Regions from separate parts of the Homo sapiens genome. Here region 1 is linked to region 2. The links are chromatin contacts, found by Hi-C or POLR2A ChIA-PET in ENCODE. All regions are on one chromosome and are shown on one strand. Each heading gives the region's core, a stretch centred on a gene start or an enhancer-like site at or near the end of the contact. The rest is flanking DNA. Distances are from core to core; before and after follow the strand shown.

Region 1 (3,554 bases), core at 751-3,250, 66 kb after region 2:
ATTTTCCTGCCTCAGCCTCATGAGTAGCTGGGATTACAGGCATGCACCACTGTGCCCAGCTAATTTTGTATTTTTAGTAGAGACAGGGTTTCTCCATGTTGGCCAGGCTGGTCTCGAACTCCCAACCTCAGGTGATCTGTCCCCCAGCCTCCCAAAGTGCTGGGATTACAGGCATGAGCCACCGCACCCGGCCCTTAATTTTTAAAATATACTTTTTCCCACTAGAAATCCCAGGCCAGCTTCCCAAGTTCTCACTTCCACATGTCATATTGGCATCACTTTTGAGGACTTCAATGGAAAAAAAAATAGAGATAAATAAATGTTGAAATCCTCAATTTTCTTGGCAAACAAATTATCCATATCTACAGGTAGATATAGATACCTGTATATCTTCTATAAATATCTTCAGAATTTTATATCTATCTGATTGATTGATCGATATAGATACATATCCTTTTTATTGAGGGGCCAATGTCTAACACCTATGAATGGCAATAACACCAATAATAATGGACCATATTAATAATACTAGATTTTTTTTTTCTGGAGCCATTTATGCCCCCGGACCTCTTTGGCAGTCTGTGAAACCTGTGGGCCAATTTTCAGAATCAGATTTTTGAATGCACAAAATAAAACACACAGGTTATAAAGGAAACCACTTACATTAAGATTAAGATACCATTATAAAACAATGAATGAGGTAGCAACACATGTGCTATTAATATACCATAACCAGATCTATAACAAGCCTCGGAGGTGGTACTAATAACCTGGGAATTTTGAAGCAGTGATGGGCATAAGTGGTGGACAGGCATAACATGGAATGAGATGATCCAGTGATTTTTACTGGTGTCAAAGTCACAAGGATGCTAACACGCCACTGTGCTTGTTGCCTAGGTACCTATTGAAAGGAAATGATACATTTCAGTTAAAGGCTAGCGAAAATAAAAATGTAATTTTTACCCTTTAAGTTCCTGGATCCAGGTTTAGAGGCCCCTGCCTGCGTCATTCCTTCCCCCTTCCCTTCATTCCTTCTCCTTCCTGCCTGCTTCTAGGGTGAAAACCAGGAAGGCAGGTCTGTCACCCCAGCACCAGAGCCCCTTTATCTAAAAGATCCACAGTCGATTCTCCCTGGCCATGCCTAATAATGCATTGATTTTTGCAATGATCTGAATATCTGTGTCCCCATAAAATTCATATGCTGAAATCCACACCCCCAGGGTGATGATATTAGGAGGTGGAGCCTTTCGGAGATGACTAGGTGGTGAGGGGAGAACCCTCATGACCGGGATTAGTGATCCCATGAAAGAGACCCCAGAGAGACCCCTCACCCCTTCCCATGTGAAGTTAGGGTGAGCAGAGGCCATCGGAGAGGAAGCCTCCCTCACCAGAACTGACTCCGCCAGCGCCTTAATCTCAGACTTCCAGCCTCTAGAACTGCAGAAAATACATTTCTGTTGTTCATAAGTCACCTATGGTATTTTGTGATAGCAGCCTGAACAGACTAAGACATTTTCGTCTCAAAGACATTATAATTTACATGAAGTTAATGTGTCTCGGCAGACGAAGGAAGCTCACGCCTTGTGAAGGAGGTGGCTTGTGGCTATTACCTTAGAATCTCATCAAGTGCTACTTGGATATAAATTTCCTATAGCCCAAATTGTGAGAAGTGGCCAGTGTGGGTTCACAGACTGCCTCGGAGAGGGGCACATGTAGCCCCGAGGGTTTACAAACGCTTGTTCCCAGCAGCGATGATGAAGACCCCACACCAAATCCGAGTTAATTAAAGTGCTTTATTTAATCATCTGTGGTGTTGCTGAGGGAGATGAAGGTGATGCTGAATGCGGGAGCCCGGGTAAGGCAGGAAGTGGAGAGTCATGTTACCATGGCAACAGTGTCCCTGGCCTGCAGTGTGAATGAAGCTCTGGCTCTGAAGACCTCTGTGGTTTTAAAATGCCATCTATGTGAATATGACATCAATTTGTCACAACAAATCTAAATAGAACCTACTGGGGAGGGACAGAGACCCAGAGACCCAGAGGGAGACACTGACACAGAGAGAGTGATAGAGAGAGAGAGGCAAAGTCACAGAGACAGAAAGAGGAGGGGAGAGGGATGGAGAGAGACAAAGTCACAGAGATAGATGGAGGGGGAAGAAGGGAGGAGGCAGAGAGAGAGAGGAGAAAAACAGAGAGACGGTTGACAGATTAGGAGAGGTGCTTCTGGTGCTGCTGGTTGTGCTAGGAAAAGACATGTTTCTCTTTGGACAGATGTGCTGCCAGTGCTGGAAGTAGGCTGACTGTGTCTCTCTCCCTGCTCTGAGCCTGGCACCAGATTTGGCAAAACCAGACAGAGCAAAAGCTGCTTCCAGCCCACAGCACCCAAGGCTGGTCTCCTCTTTCATCGCAGGGCTGCTATGTACAGTTGCACAGGCTGTGCCCTGCACCAAGCACCCAGAAGAGGATACAAGAGCCTGCCTGTGCTCCTTGAAGTATCCCTGAGCCCTGATGAACACCTGTGTCTACGTGGAGAGAGGGGAGCCTCTGCTCACATGAGCAAAGGCAACAGGGGGGGACTGCAGAGGCCTGTTCCCTCCCACAGTCTCTATTTTGCAATAAGGTGGGTGGAAGGCTCTTCCAGATGTATTTACATGCAACAGTAACCTCTTACCCTTACCTCCTTACCTTTGATGAAGACAGTAAAGACCAGCTCCCTGACAAATAGACAGAAATGCATGGCGATTGGAAGAGAGTCTTGGGACCTGCGTAGACTTGAGGTGTGTCCTTGATGTTCCTGTCTTGGGGTTGGTGTGAGAAGCCTGTGGTTTCTTCATGGGAGAGGAATGTCAGCTCTGCCGTCATGAGCTGATTGTTCAGATAGGAGACTTTAGCCCACAGAGCCTCAGTGCACTCATCTGTACAGTGGGGTGGTTTGGAATCACCAATTCATAGCAAAGGTTGTTGTGAGGATTCAAAGAGATGCATCATGTTAAGTGAGTGAGTGTGTGTGTGTGTCTGTGTGTGTGTGCATGTGTGCAGAGCCCTGACATCCCAGGGCAGGCCACCTTGACCACACACAGCTATGCATATTTCGTGCCTGAGATTGCCATGGGTGCAGAGCCCTGGCCACACTCATGGGACTGGCTTCGGCCTGAGCCTTGGCACCATCAGAGTGGGTGCTACAAGGTGCTGTCCAGACATGAGAAAACTTGGATTTGCTAAAATTCCTGCCGCCTCAGGCTGACCTGACCCCTGCTCCCAGGAAGAGGTGTTTGCCCTTTCCTTCCTCCTGTGGCACCAGCCTGATGGGGGGAAGCACAGATCCGACGCTTTGACTGGCAGGACCTCTGATGCCACACGTGCCTTGGGAACTCGTGTCCAGGTGGGAGAGTCAGGCTGACATGGGCTCCTGCAGCAGGTCAGACAAGCCCAAGTTGAGGGCCTGCTCTGCCAGCCATATGACCAGAGTTAAATTCACCGGCCTTGAGTCCCTGCTTCCTCATCTGTGAAATATGGAACAAAACAACCTTGATACCTGAGGTTGAGACGAGACAG
Region 2 (3,336 bases), core at 808-3,307:
TGAGTTTTCCTGTTATTCTATTCTGTTGGCTAGCTCCTAAATTTAGATTAGGTTAAAAAAAGAAATGTTTCAAGTACAAAGTGAGTTGAGCAGTCCCCTGGGGCAGCTAGCTGTGCTGTGGAGATGCACACAGCTTGAACTGACTCGATATTCTTTTTTTTTCATCAGGTGTCATCTTGCTGGAGGGCAGAAGGATTCCCTGGAACCTGGGGGCCAGCAGGACAGAGGAAACAGAAAGTACATGACCGATGATGTCTTTCGACCACAGAAAGGGCTGGAAGAAGCAGGGGACCTACTGTTTGAATAAACCCAGTGGAAAAACAGAAGCCCCATTTCATACTTGACTCAGCTCTTCAAGTTTAAATCTTGAATCTCCTCAACTACACGGAACAGTGTCTCTCCCAAGTCATCTGACACCCACTCTGTTCTCTGGATCATTCCTTCCTAGAGAACGTTGCTCTTGGAGGGCTGTGATCTGCTCTCACCCACTTGCCTTTCTGACCCACTGAGTGCATCTCAACAGTCACTTGGGGTGATCCGATCTGACCAGGAAGGGTTGGGTGGCTCGTGGAGCTTGGGAAGCACTCTCACTGTGGCGGTCCCCATTGGTGGTCATGGGGTTGCCACAGTGAGCTACGTTTCTACCCTCATCTCTCTATATGTTACCGTGGAATCTCTGACTGAGGACCCATGGGCTCACCCAATGTGATAAAGTCCTGAAGCTCAGCCGGGACGTCCGACCCCAGCTGCAGGACTTTCCAATAGACAGATGCATAGAACTTGAGAAGAAATCGACTTAGAAACCTGAAGTTGGAAAACTGGTTGCCTGACATTCTGTGCAAGACTGAATCTCTGAGAAATGAAGGCTGTGTAACTTTGGGACCATGTCTTTTCCAGCCTACATAGACCCCCAGGAAACTTTGCAGTTGTTCCCCAAGTATGGATGGAGTCAAACTTGATGTCCTTTCATCCCCCCATCCCATCCACTAATCCATATCCTTTGGAAATTTTAGAGTGCCGGGCCTCATGTAAATACACCAAAAACAATTTAAGTCATTTATGTTCTACTAAGCCAAGAGTTCTTTAGCGGTGGAAGAAGATGGGGTCTTACACGAATGGAAGGGTCTTGGCTATTTGCGTCGGTATCAACAGAAGGACTAGACGCTTGCACTAAAAGAAAAAGCTGAGGGATGGGGGCAGGAAGCGGGAAGCTGGGACCCAAGCCCCACCTTCCTGAGTTGGAAGGTGACAGGTAGACTCCTGCTTGTTTGCCAGAGAGGCCTGGCAGAGGAGGTGAGTACACGACATTGCTAAGTGGATTGAGTAATGTCCCCCGCAAATTCATGTCTAACCAGAACCTCAGAATGTGGCTTTATTTAGAAGCAGGGTCTTTGCAGATGTTAAGTCAAGATGAGGTCATAGTGAATTAGAGTGGCCCCAAATCCAATGCCTGCTCTCCTTCTAGGAAGGGGAGAGAGACACAGGGAGAAGGCCGCGTGAAGCTAGAGGCAGAGATGAGGGCGGTGCAGCCACGGCCAAAGAATGCCGAGGATGGTGGCTGGGACAGGCAGGGAAGGTTCCTCCCTGAGCCTTCAGGGGAGCGTGGCCCTGCCACTGCCTTGTTGCCAGACTTCTGCCCTCCAGAACTATGAAAGGATAAATTTCTGTTGTTTCAAGAACAAAAGAATTAACACCTAGTTTGTGGTCATTTTTATAGCAGCCCTAGGAAATGCATACAGCTGGGGAGACCTTCTTCCAGGGACCTGCCTCTGAAAGCATAAAAGCAAGTGCCTTCCAGCATCTGGCAGGGTGATGGCCCAGCCTCGGCACTCCCCCACCCTCCTGCCAATCCCCCTGCCCCCCCGGGCCCCCCGCCTCCCCCCCCCCCCCGCCCGCTTCCTGCTCAAGGCTCTGTGGCTGCTGGCAAGGCCTCTGTAGGGAATAGGTTCAAGAGGAGGCCTGGCGTGGTGTCGGCCCATGGTCCATGCTGGACAGACAGCTTGGCTTACTGCGGTGGCCTTTTTCCTCTTTGTGAGCGTGTGCTGGAGAGAGAAAGGCAAGGGAGGAAGTAGAGGAGGCCGGGTCTGCAGAGCTGAGGAAACCGATGTAAACACTCTGAGAAACAGCCACTCAGCGGGTGTGAGAGTTGGCCTGAATGCCGTGGACAGGGCTCTACGGAGGGGGCTGGAGTGGGAGACCTTCGTCGTCACAGCTCTGCCCCTCACTATGTGACCCAAACAGGGTACACTTCCCAGCTGCCTCAGTCTCCTCATCTGAGGAATGGGCTGATTCACACAATATCACATCCGAGGGTGTGCTGAGGATGTCATACACATATCCCTGGCAAGGCTGCTGGGAGGACAGAGTGAGTGAGCAGGTGCAAGACTATTGTCTCTCTGGTCCGTGCTGTAAAACAGTAGCTGCTAGAGGATTGCAGTGATATTGTCGTTTCCTTAGTAACAGATGTTGCTGTTTGGGAAATTCCTACAGCCAACGGCCAAGCTCCTGGCATTTAATGCTGGTGTCTCCAAAGATTGGTTCTCATCTCTTGAGGGCTTGTTTTTAATGAGGGCACACTCGTGCCCCCAGAGCATGCAGGTTGATGTCACACGCAGCCCTGAATCACACTGTGGTACCGAATCACACTGTGGTACCACGTTTCCCTGACGTAAAGCTAGGAGAGGAACGATGTGACCATCCCAAATGTTCCAGTCACCCTGACCTTTAACCCTGGATTCTAAGAAGGCTCCAGATGTTTTTTGTGGTTAGAGCTCCCAGAAAATGACTCCTTCCTCTATGAGACATTATCTGATGACAAGAAGATTCTGAGCAATGTGGGGGAGTGAGAATATTTTCATAATATCTGCCATTAGAATGACTTAGAAATGGAAGACCCAGGTTCAGAAATTAGGATCCCATGCACACTGTACTCTTGTGAGGAGGTGCAGAAGTTATCTCTTCCCTTGGTAATCCTCTTTCTTAGAACTCGGATATTTATCAACCACCTAACTGGCTGCTTGAAGGATGGACACCTTTTTTTGTTTTGCAAAGAAAGGAAGTTGCAAAAGGTCACAAAGCAACTCCATATCCTTTGGAAATTTTAGAGTGCCAGGCTTCATGTAGATAAACCGAAAACAATTTAAGTCTTTTATGTTGTACTAAGTCAAGAGTTCTTTAGCAGTGGAAGAAGATGGGGTCTTACATGAATGGAAGGGTCTCGGCTATTTGCATTGGTATCAAGAGAAGGACTAGATGCTTGCTCTAAAAGAAAAAGCTGAGGGATGGGGACAGGAAGCGGGGAGCAAATCTGAGACTGAATAAATGTAAATAAAAGAG

Evidence for each region. A loop is a pair of places that touch in the nucleus more often than their neighbours do. ChIA-PET counts read pairs that join two places held with the same protein, here RNA polymerase II (POLR2A). Pooled maps may share reads with other maps.
Region 1: a loop to region 2 is called in a pooled map, with 3 times the contacts of the local background. The contact joins the promoter of ETS2-AS1 here to the enhancer-like site in region 2. A Hi-C loop is called at or near these places in 5 of 168 maps with a recorded cell type or tissue (CD14-positive monocyte, aorta, heart left ventricle and 2 more) and 8 of 50 pooled maps. POLR2A ChIA-PET finds 5 or more read pairs at or near these places in 3 of 52 experiments (MCF 10A, PC-9 and common myeloid progenitor, CD34-positive).

Annotation. Positions count from the first base shown.
Region 1 is chr21:38,936,875-38,940,428 of GRCh38, reverse strand. It overlaps ETS2-AS1 (ETS2 antisense RNA 1), which reads left to right and starts at 2,000. Exons shown (of 4, transcript NR_120405.1): 1 at 2,000-2,619.
Region 2 is chr21:39,003,617-39,006,952 of GRCh38, reverse strand. It overlaps LINC02940 (long intergenic non-protein coding RNA 2940), which reads left to right. Exons shown (of 7, transcript XR_007067867.1): 3 at 169-1,293. Among named protein-coding and RNA genes, the nearest start is that of LINC02940, 14 kb to the left of the region's middle. Within about 2 kb of position 2,057, at least 26 of the 41 ENCODE cell types and tissues checked have a DNase peak (open chromatin) inside an H3K27ac peak, as active enhancers do; they include CD14-positive monocyte, heart left ventricle and prostate gland, where a contact is called at or near this core.